Linked DNA regions of Homo sapiens: region 2 is linked to region 1. Evidence: read pairs that join two places in POLR2A ChIA-PET (ENCODE). Cell type or tissue: MCF 10A. All regions are shown on one strand.

Region 1 (5,000 bases):
CGGAGGGGTCTTAGCCGTGGATGCGGAATATAGTGGAGCTAGATTTGCTTTATATGGGGCCTGGAGCCATTTCAGCAATGGGCTATCAGCTTACAGGTCTTGGGCTAAAAGCCTGACTCCAGAAGAGTGATTCTCACCCTGGGCAGTTTTGCCTCTCCGGGGCCATTTGGCAACGAATGAAGACACATTTTTTGTTGTTCCAACCTGGGGAGGGTGCTACTGGTTTCTGGTGGGTAGAGGCCAGGAATGCTGCCCAACATCTGGAGTACACTGGATGTTCCAGGCATTGAGTTCGGGTGAGCGGCTCCTTCCCAGAAGCTCATGGATAGAGGTACACATGAGCTGCCTTTCCCGTCTCCAACCAGACAACGTGTTGTTATAGCCATAATAGAGACTGTCTGCCTTCACCCAAGCCACTTCCCAAGAGGGCAGAGCCAGGTGAGCCTCTGAGCATCACAGACTTCATGTCCACAGATTGGAGAGTTCCAGAAATGGTGGCAGGGTGCAGTACCAGCAGACTCCCAGAGCTCCTGTCTTCTCTAACACCCTGTGAGCAGAATGCGGTGTCGAGGTCTCCAGAAACCCTTCCTGCCTCTGTGGGCACAAAGCTGGGTAGGGTGCGGTAAGCAGGGTGATGCCAAGGGTGATCTCAGGTACCAAGGGTTCGGGTGAGGGCGAACTGGAGGTTCCCACTTCATTTTGTCTTTCTCATTTTGATCCTGAGTAGCTGGGAGGGAGTCAAAGGGCTCTTCTCTATGTTCCAATGCAGGTGGTGGGAGTGGGGAGACTTTCTAGCTACTTTGCTCTCCTCCTGTGTTTTTGGTGTCTGCAGAGGGCAGGGGCAGGGAGCTTGAGATGGTCCCACTCAGGTCTGGGGACAGAGAGGCCTGTCTGGGAAGGGCAGCGGGGCGGAGGCAGGGAGGCTGGGGATGAGTGCGTGCGCTGCACGGCATCTGTGTGCTGCGTTAGAGGTCAGTGTTGAGATGGAAAGTTGACTGAACCTGATCTCTTCTGTTTGTTGTCCAGGTTTGTCTGATCTCAGACTTTCCCCGGCCTTTCTCTTTCACCCTTTTGTTTCTGACCTCTGGGGTCCATCTGAAGAGGGAAGGGGGGCTCTTCTAGGAGGGTGTGGACCTGGTGGCGCTGAAGAAATCTGCCGCACGGTGGGGTGACTCAGCGTCCCTGTTCTTGGGAACCTGGCAGGCAGCTGAGCAGGGGCACTCACTCAGCCTGCCTCTCTGGGTCCCTGGGTGTCTGCTGCTCTCCATGTGGAGGAGCACAGAGGGCAGGGCAGGATGGATGAGGAAAGCTGTGGGCTGGTGCCTGGGTCTGATTAGACATGGTGGAGCAGGACTCCAACCTAGCCTGGAGGCGCACGCTAAATCGGCCTTTTCCTGCCGGTGGTGCTGGGCTGCCGGGCTGCTGGAACAATTTAATCTGTGCTGGCTTCATTTATGGTACAACCCAGGCTCCCCAGAGCCCCTGTGGGAATAACCATTCTAAATAAAATATTTTTCCAGGTTTCAGGTTTATACATTTAACATTTAAATTTTTTTTTTCCTGGAGTTCAACAATTTTGGATAAAAGTCTTTTAAAATGATGAATAGGTAGAATTTTAATTCCCTCCCCTTTTTGATGTCCCAAGATCATCGTCATCAACGTAATTCTTGTTTTGGGCTGTAAGACATGGAAATCCCCAGGGTTCATTGAGGGGCATTCATTGTTTGCCACACACAAAATGTACCCGGAGTTTGTATGTTTTGTTTTCTTAGTGTCCTCTTTCCTCTCTGCCATTTGATCCTTCTTGCTACTGTCCACATGCATTCCTTCTTTGTCCCTTCAATTTTGTTGACTTTCTTCTGCGGTGGCCTTGGAAACCAGACATCCAGAAGCCAGGCTTCCTGGAGCAGCACTGTTGTGAACTGTCTCGAGGCTCCTCACGAGATGATTCTCCCCTCATCTTGAGTGGAAAGTGCCAACATTTGAACATGCTCAGCCGTGGTAACAGCTATTAGGATGTTCAGAGCTTATTTTCCTTGGTTTCCCTGTTCTCGGTTGGGTTCCATGCTGCTGAAGTAGTAGATAACTGGGGCATTCGTCATTGTCATCATCATCAGTGTAATAACCAGCAGCAACATGGATATAGAATTTCTGTGCTCCAGGTCGTCTTTTATTTATTTATTTATTTATTTATTTATTTATTTATTTTTGAGGCAGTGTCTTGCTCTGTCGCCCAGGCTGGAGTACAATGGTGCGATCTCAGCTCACTGCAACCTCCACCTCCTGGGTTCAAGCAATTGTCCTGTGTCACCCTTCTGAGTAGCTGGGATTACAGGTGTGTGCCACCACACCCGGCTAATTTTTTTGTATTTTTAGCAGAGATGGGGTTTCACCATGTTGGCCAGGCTGGTCTTGAATTCCTGACCTCAAGTGATCCACATGCCTCAGCCTCCCAAAGTGCTGGGATTATAGGCATGAGCCACCACACCCGGCCTAAGTCATCTTTTAACTGCTTTTCTTTCGTCATACTCTCAACAGCTCTATGAAGAAAGAACTGTTATTATCCAGCAACTTACAGTTAAGAAAGTAGAGGCACAGAGAGGGTCTGTGTGGGGAGAACACGTGCAGCTGATATAGAAAATGGCAGAGCTGGACTTTAACCCGGCTACACCCCTTTAACCAGAGCTGCTACCCTGGGGACGGCGTGCTGGCTTCTAAAGGAAGCTGCTGCATGGCAAGTGAAGAGTGACTAGTTCTCAGGCTTGGAGGGAGGGGAAAGGACAGGGACAGACCCCCATCAAATGTTCCGTATGCTGGGGCCTATGCTGGGCACGCCTTGACAGCAGGTGCTGCTGGAGTGCCAGCACCCGGTGCTGTCCCTGGCATGGAAGAGGTGCCCCCTCCCTTAGTTGGTGAGTGAGTGAATACTCTTGTATAGAGTTACTCTAAGAATTATTCATTTGTGTTCTAAGGGCTGTAAGTTTTTGAAGGTGCATTAATGGGGAAGAAAAAATGTGCAAGATTGGTTGAAAAACACCCCTCTGCACCCACCCAGATCTTGTTGGGACCTGCAGGAGAGCAGCTCTGGGTGGGAGGGTCTGGGGCTGTTTGCCGTGTCTCCAAGGGGTTGGGGCTGGGGCTCGGCGGTGTGAGGCCCTGCCCTTCTGGAGCTTGCTGGGGCTTGTCTCCTGGTTACAGCTCTGCCGTGCGATTCAGATCCTCTCTGCCTCCTTTGGCTGGACGTGCCTCAGCCAGAGTGAGACTGTGGCAGGCTGGAGCTGTTTTCAAGGCCTCCTTCACCTAGGCTGTGCATACAAAAGGTTGAAGAAAGTATAAGGAGACTTAATGGACGCTTGTTGGACAGACATCACGAAGCTTCATGCCCTGCAGTAAGCTGAAGCTATGAAGTCGAAGGAGTCATAGTTCCTGTTCTTGGGGCTCTCAGTATAATGGGGTTGGGGTGGGCTGCACAGACAGACTTGGGAACGAGGGAATGTCAGTGTGGCAGAGCTGTAGCTGCCTCGGAGCAGCACTATGGGACCTTAGGCAGGGCCAGGTGGGCAGGTACACAGTGACAGCAGGGGGATGCTGGGACCAGGTTCTGGGTGGCGACGTGGCCTTCCACCTTCTCACTCCTTTGCCATATATGCTGCAGCCCGGTGATGTCTGTGGCACGAGTTTTAAAAAACTCAACTAATTGGTGCTCTTCCAGACCACAAATGAAGAACTTTAAACTGGGGGTTATAGTGGGAGAATTTGGGGGGGTCCCAGAAAGGACTTAAACCCATTCCATGGTCAGGGCCTTTCAAATGCATTCATCCCTCTGTGTGCCTCTGTTCTGCCCCAGCCTTGTAAGAGGGTCCCTGTCATTCTTCTAGAGCCAGACAGCCTGATTTCAAATCCTGAATCCATCGCTTTTCAGATTTGTGATCTTGGTCAAGTAACTGACCTCTGTGAGCCTCAAATTCTCCATCTCTGAAAGTTGGGGAGGGTGCTAGTAGTACCCACCTAAGAGTTAGGGTGAAGCTGAAATTGATCATCCATATAAATTGCTCAGCACGGGCCCTGACAGGCCATCAGCACTCATTAGCCGCGCGTCATCTCCACCCTCATCATCATTACGGTCCAGGTGGCTCCCGGAGGGCACGTCTCTCTGGGAAACTGGACCTGGAGCTTTTCTTCCCTTCCTCTCTTGGCAGACAATGGCGATGACCACTCAGAAGGAGGCCTGGTGGAGAACCACGTGGACAGCACCATGAACATGTTGGGCGGGGGAGGCAGTGCTGGCCGGAAGCCCCTCAAGTCGGGTATGAAGGAGCTGGCCGTGTTCCGGGAGAAGGTCACTGAGCAGCACCGGCAGATGGGCAAGGGTGGCAAGCATCACCTTGGCCTGGAGGAGCCCAAGAAGCTGCGACCACCCCCTGCCAGGGTCAGTGAGGGTCAGGTCTGGTGGAAGGGGTGGGAGGACAAGGAAAGTGGGGTCTCAGCTGGAGGAGGGCATCCTAATAAGACCCTCATCTGGTGTGACCTGTAGGCAAAGCACTTTTCTTTCCACAAACATAGTTGTGGAACATAGTTAGTGACCTTTGGGGCAGTCAGTATCTCTGGCTGTGAAATAGACTGGACATGTGGTTTCTTGATGTTCTTTCCTTCTAAAACCTTCACATTTCTGTATGGTTTTGGAACATAGACACAGAAAATGAATCCCAGAGATGAAGACAGAGTCCCTGAAACTTGCTTACTCTTTTTTTTTTCCTCCCCCTGAGATGGGGTCTCACTCTGTTGCCCAGGCTGGAGTGTAATGGTGCCATCACACCTCACTGCTGCCTCCAACTCCTGGGCTCAAGTGATCCTCCTTCCTCAGCCTCCTGAACAGCTGGGACTATAGGCATGCACCACCACACCTGGCCAGTTTTGTATTTTTTGGTGGAAATGTGGGTCTCACTATGTTGTCCAGGCTGGTCTCAAACTCCTGGACTCAAGCAATCCTCCCACCTCGG
Region 2 (5,000 bases), 110 kb before region 1:
AAGCCATGCTGAACTGCATCAGCAGAGAAGGGTGGGCTTCCTTGGAGTCAGAATGCATGCGCAGGAGGACCCATCCATGGTACCTATGACGATTTATCAAAGAGTTCCTTAAAGAAAGTGAAGAGACGAATCACAGAAGATATTTGGAATATACATAATCCAAGAACAGTATTCTTAAGAGCATCTAAAGAATATCTCCAAGTTACCTTTGGGCCCAATAATTTTAATATTCTCTAAGGTATTGACTCCATCTAAGACATGAGACTTTGCCTGGTTTGGAGTCAGATCCTTTCTAGAAACTCTTATTCTCCTTCAAAAAAGGTGGGAGAACCTGAACACAACATTCGGGAACCACTAACTGATGGCTTCAGGAATCCAACTAACACTCAGGAAACACAGGGGTCGAACACACCTCTGGCTTCCTCGGGACAGCTTGCATAATCTCCTCCTTCCAGGCACACCTAGCTATGAATTCAGCTGAGTTTTTAAGAAACATGAATCTGGAATACAGTGAGAGGAGTGGGTATAATGGAATAGAAGGGGAAGCAGGCCCTCCCGCTAAGGGGTACACACTCTCCAGAGGACACACACACGCAGCGCTCTTGTTCAGGCATCTCACATAAACTTGTCCAAAATGGACCAAATGGCTCTTTCTTCTTCAGGCAACTCCCTTTTCTAACTTCTGGGCCTCCAGTGTTGTTGGCATATTTTGCTTGCTTTCCTGACGCAAACCAAGAGGCATCTGTGATTCCTCTCCCCTTTTATCCGCTGCATCTGAGCAGTGGGTGGACTCCACCACCCTCCCTCTTTTGTGGATGCCCCTCCCACTGGCTCCTCCTTCTCCCACTGGTTGCCTCTTGTCTGGGGAGCGGGGAGGCCTTTAGCATTCCATTCCATAAAGCTCTGATCTTACGGTGTCAAAGCTGACAATGAATACCATTTCAAATGAAATCATGGCCACCTGCCTCTGCCTGGCTTTCCAGTGTCCCCACGCCATGACGCTGGCCCTTCCCTGTCACATCATCCCCACCTTTTAGGGTCAGTCTTTTCTGATCTTCCTATGCTCCCACAAGCATGGGAATCTATTTCTCCCTCCACACCTGAGCCTGAAGTGCCAGCCTCCCCACCCTTCACGGCCATCTCTGTGCAGCCTTCCTGATAGGCTTCCCAGAAGCCCTGCTGATAGGGGCTATCTCCTTTATGCCCTGACTGTTTCCGTGTTGACTATTTCCAACCTAGCACCAATTCTGCAGTTTATTATATACTGCTAAATGTTATCTTTCCACAGGTTGTGATCTTTTTGATGGTAAGGGTCTGGTAATGCCTGTTTGCAGCCTCTCTTAACTGCACACAATGCAAGGATGTGCGTATGGGAGAAATTAACATTTGTTGAGAGCTTTAAGACTTTATCTCATTGAATTCTTTCAACCCTAAGAGTTGGATATTTTTTGTCTCTATTTTATAGATGAGGAAACTGAAGCTTGGAGAAATAGTTTTGCATACACAGCCACTAAGTCGCTGAGTTAGGATTTGAAAGTAGGGCTGCTTATGGTGAAGCATCTTTCACTATTCCATGCCTCTATTCCAAAGTGGGGTGTAGGCTGCTCATAAATTGCATTGAATCAGAAAAAAAATTAGACACACAAAGCTGATATATGTTTAATATCATTGCTAGCACTGAACTCATACATGTTTTTTTATATCACAACCTGAAAGCTTAAATCTCAGACCGATCTACTCTAACACTCTTTTTTCTTTTTTAAAGAAGCTAAGAGCAAGTTTTAAGATTGATGTCTCTTTGAAAATGTCTTATTTATTTTTCTGCAAGCGTGGTTCATCTAAAAATTTTGCTTGGTAGGAAGAGGCCTAGGGGTGTGTGTGTTGTCTTTGAACTGGGTGACCAGGGAGGAGGTTGTGATAGCTGGTAATATGTCTCTTTCAAGGCTGGTGCTGCAGCAGAAAATGTTCCTGCCCATACATAGGATTAGATTGTAATCAAAGGAACAGGGTCATGAAACAAACTTTTGAAATGGAACTCAGATGTTGTAAATACATATACCTTGGCCAGGCTCCCAGACGTGAGAACCTCCCCCATGATCCCAAAGAAAAATATTCCATTGTATTAGATTACATTAGACGAGAGAGAAATAGAACACTCAAGCATGGATGAGGAGAATATATAAAGGAAAAAGGAAATAAAGAGGAATAGGCCAGGCACCGTGGCTCACACCTATAATCCCAGCACTTTGGGAGGCCGAGGTGGGAGAATCACATGAGCCCAGAAGTTCAAGACCAGCCTGGGCAACATGGTAAACCCCATCTCTACCAAAAATACAAAAAATTAGCCAGGCGTGGTGTGCAAAAACATAGCACTTAAGTTTCACAGGGGCAGGGCTTTTGTTTGTTTTTCTCTTTATTGCAAGTGTCTATAACAGTCCTAGATACATAGTTGGTATTCTATAAATATTTGTTAAAAGATTGTAAACCAGGAACATTGGGAGGGTGAATTCTGCTTGCTGGTGGAGAAGGGTGAGGGACACAGGTCCTTGCTGCCTGCAGGGGCATGTTCGGGCCAGTCTGAGTAGTCTGTGGTTCCAGCAACTCGGGAAGCTGAGATGGAAGGATCACTTAAGCTTGGGAGGCGGAGGTTGCAGTGAGTTGAGATTGTGCCACTGCACTCCAGCCTGTGGGACACAATGAGACCCCACCTCAAAAAATAAAATAAAATAAAGAAAAATAGAGGAAGACTGGTAAAAGGTTTCCTCTAGTAAGTGGTTGGAAAATAATGGTTGGATACATCTTGAATCATCAGAACTGGAAGGGAAAGTGACTTTTGTCTTAAGCACTAACTCTCGCCCGAATCTTTTTTCATACCCTAGTGAGGTGAATACACAGCCTGGTGGTTTGGGATTTCAGCTGAATTAAAGCCGCTTGGCCTGTGCTTTCTGCTTACCATGGTGGAACTTGCTGACTAATAGTCCAAGTCCTGGACTCCTCCTGGCTGGTGCCTATGTACTCTGGCTGATTCCTTGGTCCTTCCACTGCAGGAGGAAGAGAGACGATGTCGTTGACTAATCTCATCTCAGTCACTTCTGGTTCCCTGACTGTGATTCCCAAGAGTCCTTAGTCTAGAAAACAAAGGTTTCTAGGCCACTAACCATGGAATTGACACAGAGCTCTCTGCAGTTCTAAAGATGGCACCATACGGCCAGATGCGGTGGCTGACACCTGTAATCCCAGCACTTTGGGAGGCCGAGGTGGGTGGATCACCTGAGGTCAGGAGTTCGAGACCAGCCTGGCCAACATAATGAAACCCCATCTCTACTAAAAATACAAACAATTAGCCGGGTGTGGTGGTGCACGCCTGTAATCCCAGCTACTCGGGAGGCCGAGGCAGGAGAATTGCTTGAACCTGGTAGGTGGAGGTTGCAGTGAGCTGAGATCACACCATTGCACTCTAGCCTGGGTGACAAGAGCAAAACTCCATCCAAAAAAAAAAAAAAAAAAAAGGGGGCACCATGCTTGCTGTGCTTTGGCTCAGCCCATCTGTGTCTCTTCATGTGACTTCGCAGTTGATCTTCCTTTGGTTCCAAGAAAGAGGGAACTCGAAGCCTGGGAATCTAGGTCTGTCTAGCAGTCCTGTTTCTCTCTGTTCTGGCCTCAGGATATCTCATGGGTACACAAACCATAGCCCTTTTGGGGCTTGGGAAGAGGGGCAGGTGGGGGATCGGGACATGGGTAAGAGTGAGTCTTTGTGATCTGCCTTTGTTAAGGCTGATGGCCAAAAGGGCAGACACTTGTCGCAGTTTTCTCCTGGGCTCAGACAGTGGGTCAATGTGCCCCATACAGTGACTGCTTAGATAAAAGTGCCTCAGGACCCTGAAAGAAAGCCTGTCTCCAGGAGGCTACAGTGAAAACAGAACAGGCTGTGTAGTCACACATTCCTGGGTTCAAATTCCAAGTTAGTCACTCAGTATTGTGATCTGGTAGTTCCTCTGAGCCTATATATTCCTTCCTAGGGTGGTTTTAGCAATTGAATAAGAGAGGTGCCTGATGTATACTCAGCACTTAAACAAATGCTAGTTCTATCTTCCTGGTTTTAGGTTCCATGCAGTGCAGAGAGCAGGAGCCCCTGGTTCATTTCCTACTTCTCTTCCCTTGCTCACTTGTTCCAGTCTCAAATACAAATGCGCTCCCACTAGGGCGCTGAGTCTTGATGTGCCCTTGGCTGGGATCTTACTGCCACGGTGTCTCCTCGGGTTCCTTTACCCCACTCAGGCCTCTGCGTAGACATCACCGCCTCAGAGACTCTCCCAGACCAGTGTGTCCAGGGCGGCCTCCCTGTCTTCCATCCTCTCCCCACTCTGTTTTTCTTGAGAGAATTTATTACCCCTGACATCATATTGCCTCTTCCATTAGCACATCAGTTTCACAGAGGCAGGGATTTTGTTTGTTTGTTTTTCTCTTTTTTCCAAGTGTCTATAACAGTCTTAGGTACGTAGTTGGTATTCAATAAACATTTGTTAAAAGATCATACACCAGGAACACTGGGAGGGTGAATTCTGTTTGCTGGTGGAAAAGGATGAGGGGCACAGGTCCCTGCTGCCTGCAGGGACATGTTTTGGCCATTCGGCCCCAAGCAGAATTTCAGCCTTCACTTGTGCCTTTGCCTGGGCACCCTGATGCTTGTCCATCTGTTTGGGGTGACCCTGGAAAGGCGTGCTCTATGGCTGTAGGAGAACCCTAATGCTCCAGGCTCTCCTGCCCAGATCCCTGGATTCAGGGGCCATCTGGTCTCAAAACTCAAATGCTATAGCAAAACCCCCACACTGGGCTGTGCTTTTTATCCTGGGCTTGGGGCATAGTGGGTGGTATGGGGCACAGGACACCGTGACTTCCCGGATCATCCTTTTTACTTAATGGTAATTCACTTGAAGCATCATTGTTACAGAAAATCAACCTCGAATATATCACACCATAGAAAGCATGGTTCCCATCCT

Evidence for each region. Peaks named below come from ENCODE experiments on the same cell type or tissue, not always from the same donor. Only the 100,000 strongest peaks of a DNase experiment are listed, where the experiment ranks them.
Region 2: POLR2A ChIA-PET joins it to region 1 with 5 read pairs; 2 of 35 experiments call an interaction of 5 or more read pairs at or near these places.

The regions. Positions count from the first base shown.
Region 1 is chr2:216,656,358-216,661,357 of GRCh38, forward strand. IGFBP2 (insulin like growth factor binding protein 2) reads left to right here. Exons shown (of 4, transcript NM_000597.3): 2 at 4,200-4,429. Among named protein-coding and RNA genes, the nearest start is that of IGFBP2, 25 kb to the left of the region's middle. In MCF 10A, no CTCF peak of the experiment used is centred here; no DNase peak of the experiment used is centred here.
Region 2 is chr2:216,549,338-216,554,337 of GRCh38, forward strand. It overlaps LOC101928180 (a long non-coding RNA gene), which reads left to right and starts at 4,715. Exons shown (of 2, transcript XR_427226.4): 1 at 4,715-5,000. RefSeq lists an enhancer at 3,595-4,106. In MCF 10A, no CTCF peak of the experiment used is centred here; DNase peaks (open chromatin) are centred at 2,074 and 2,584.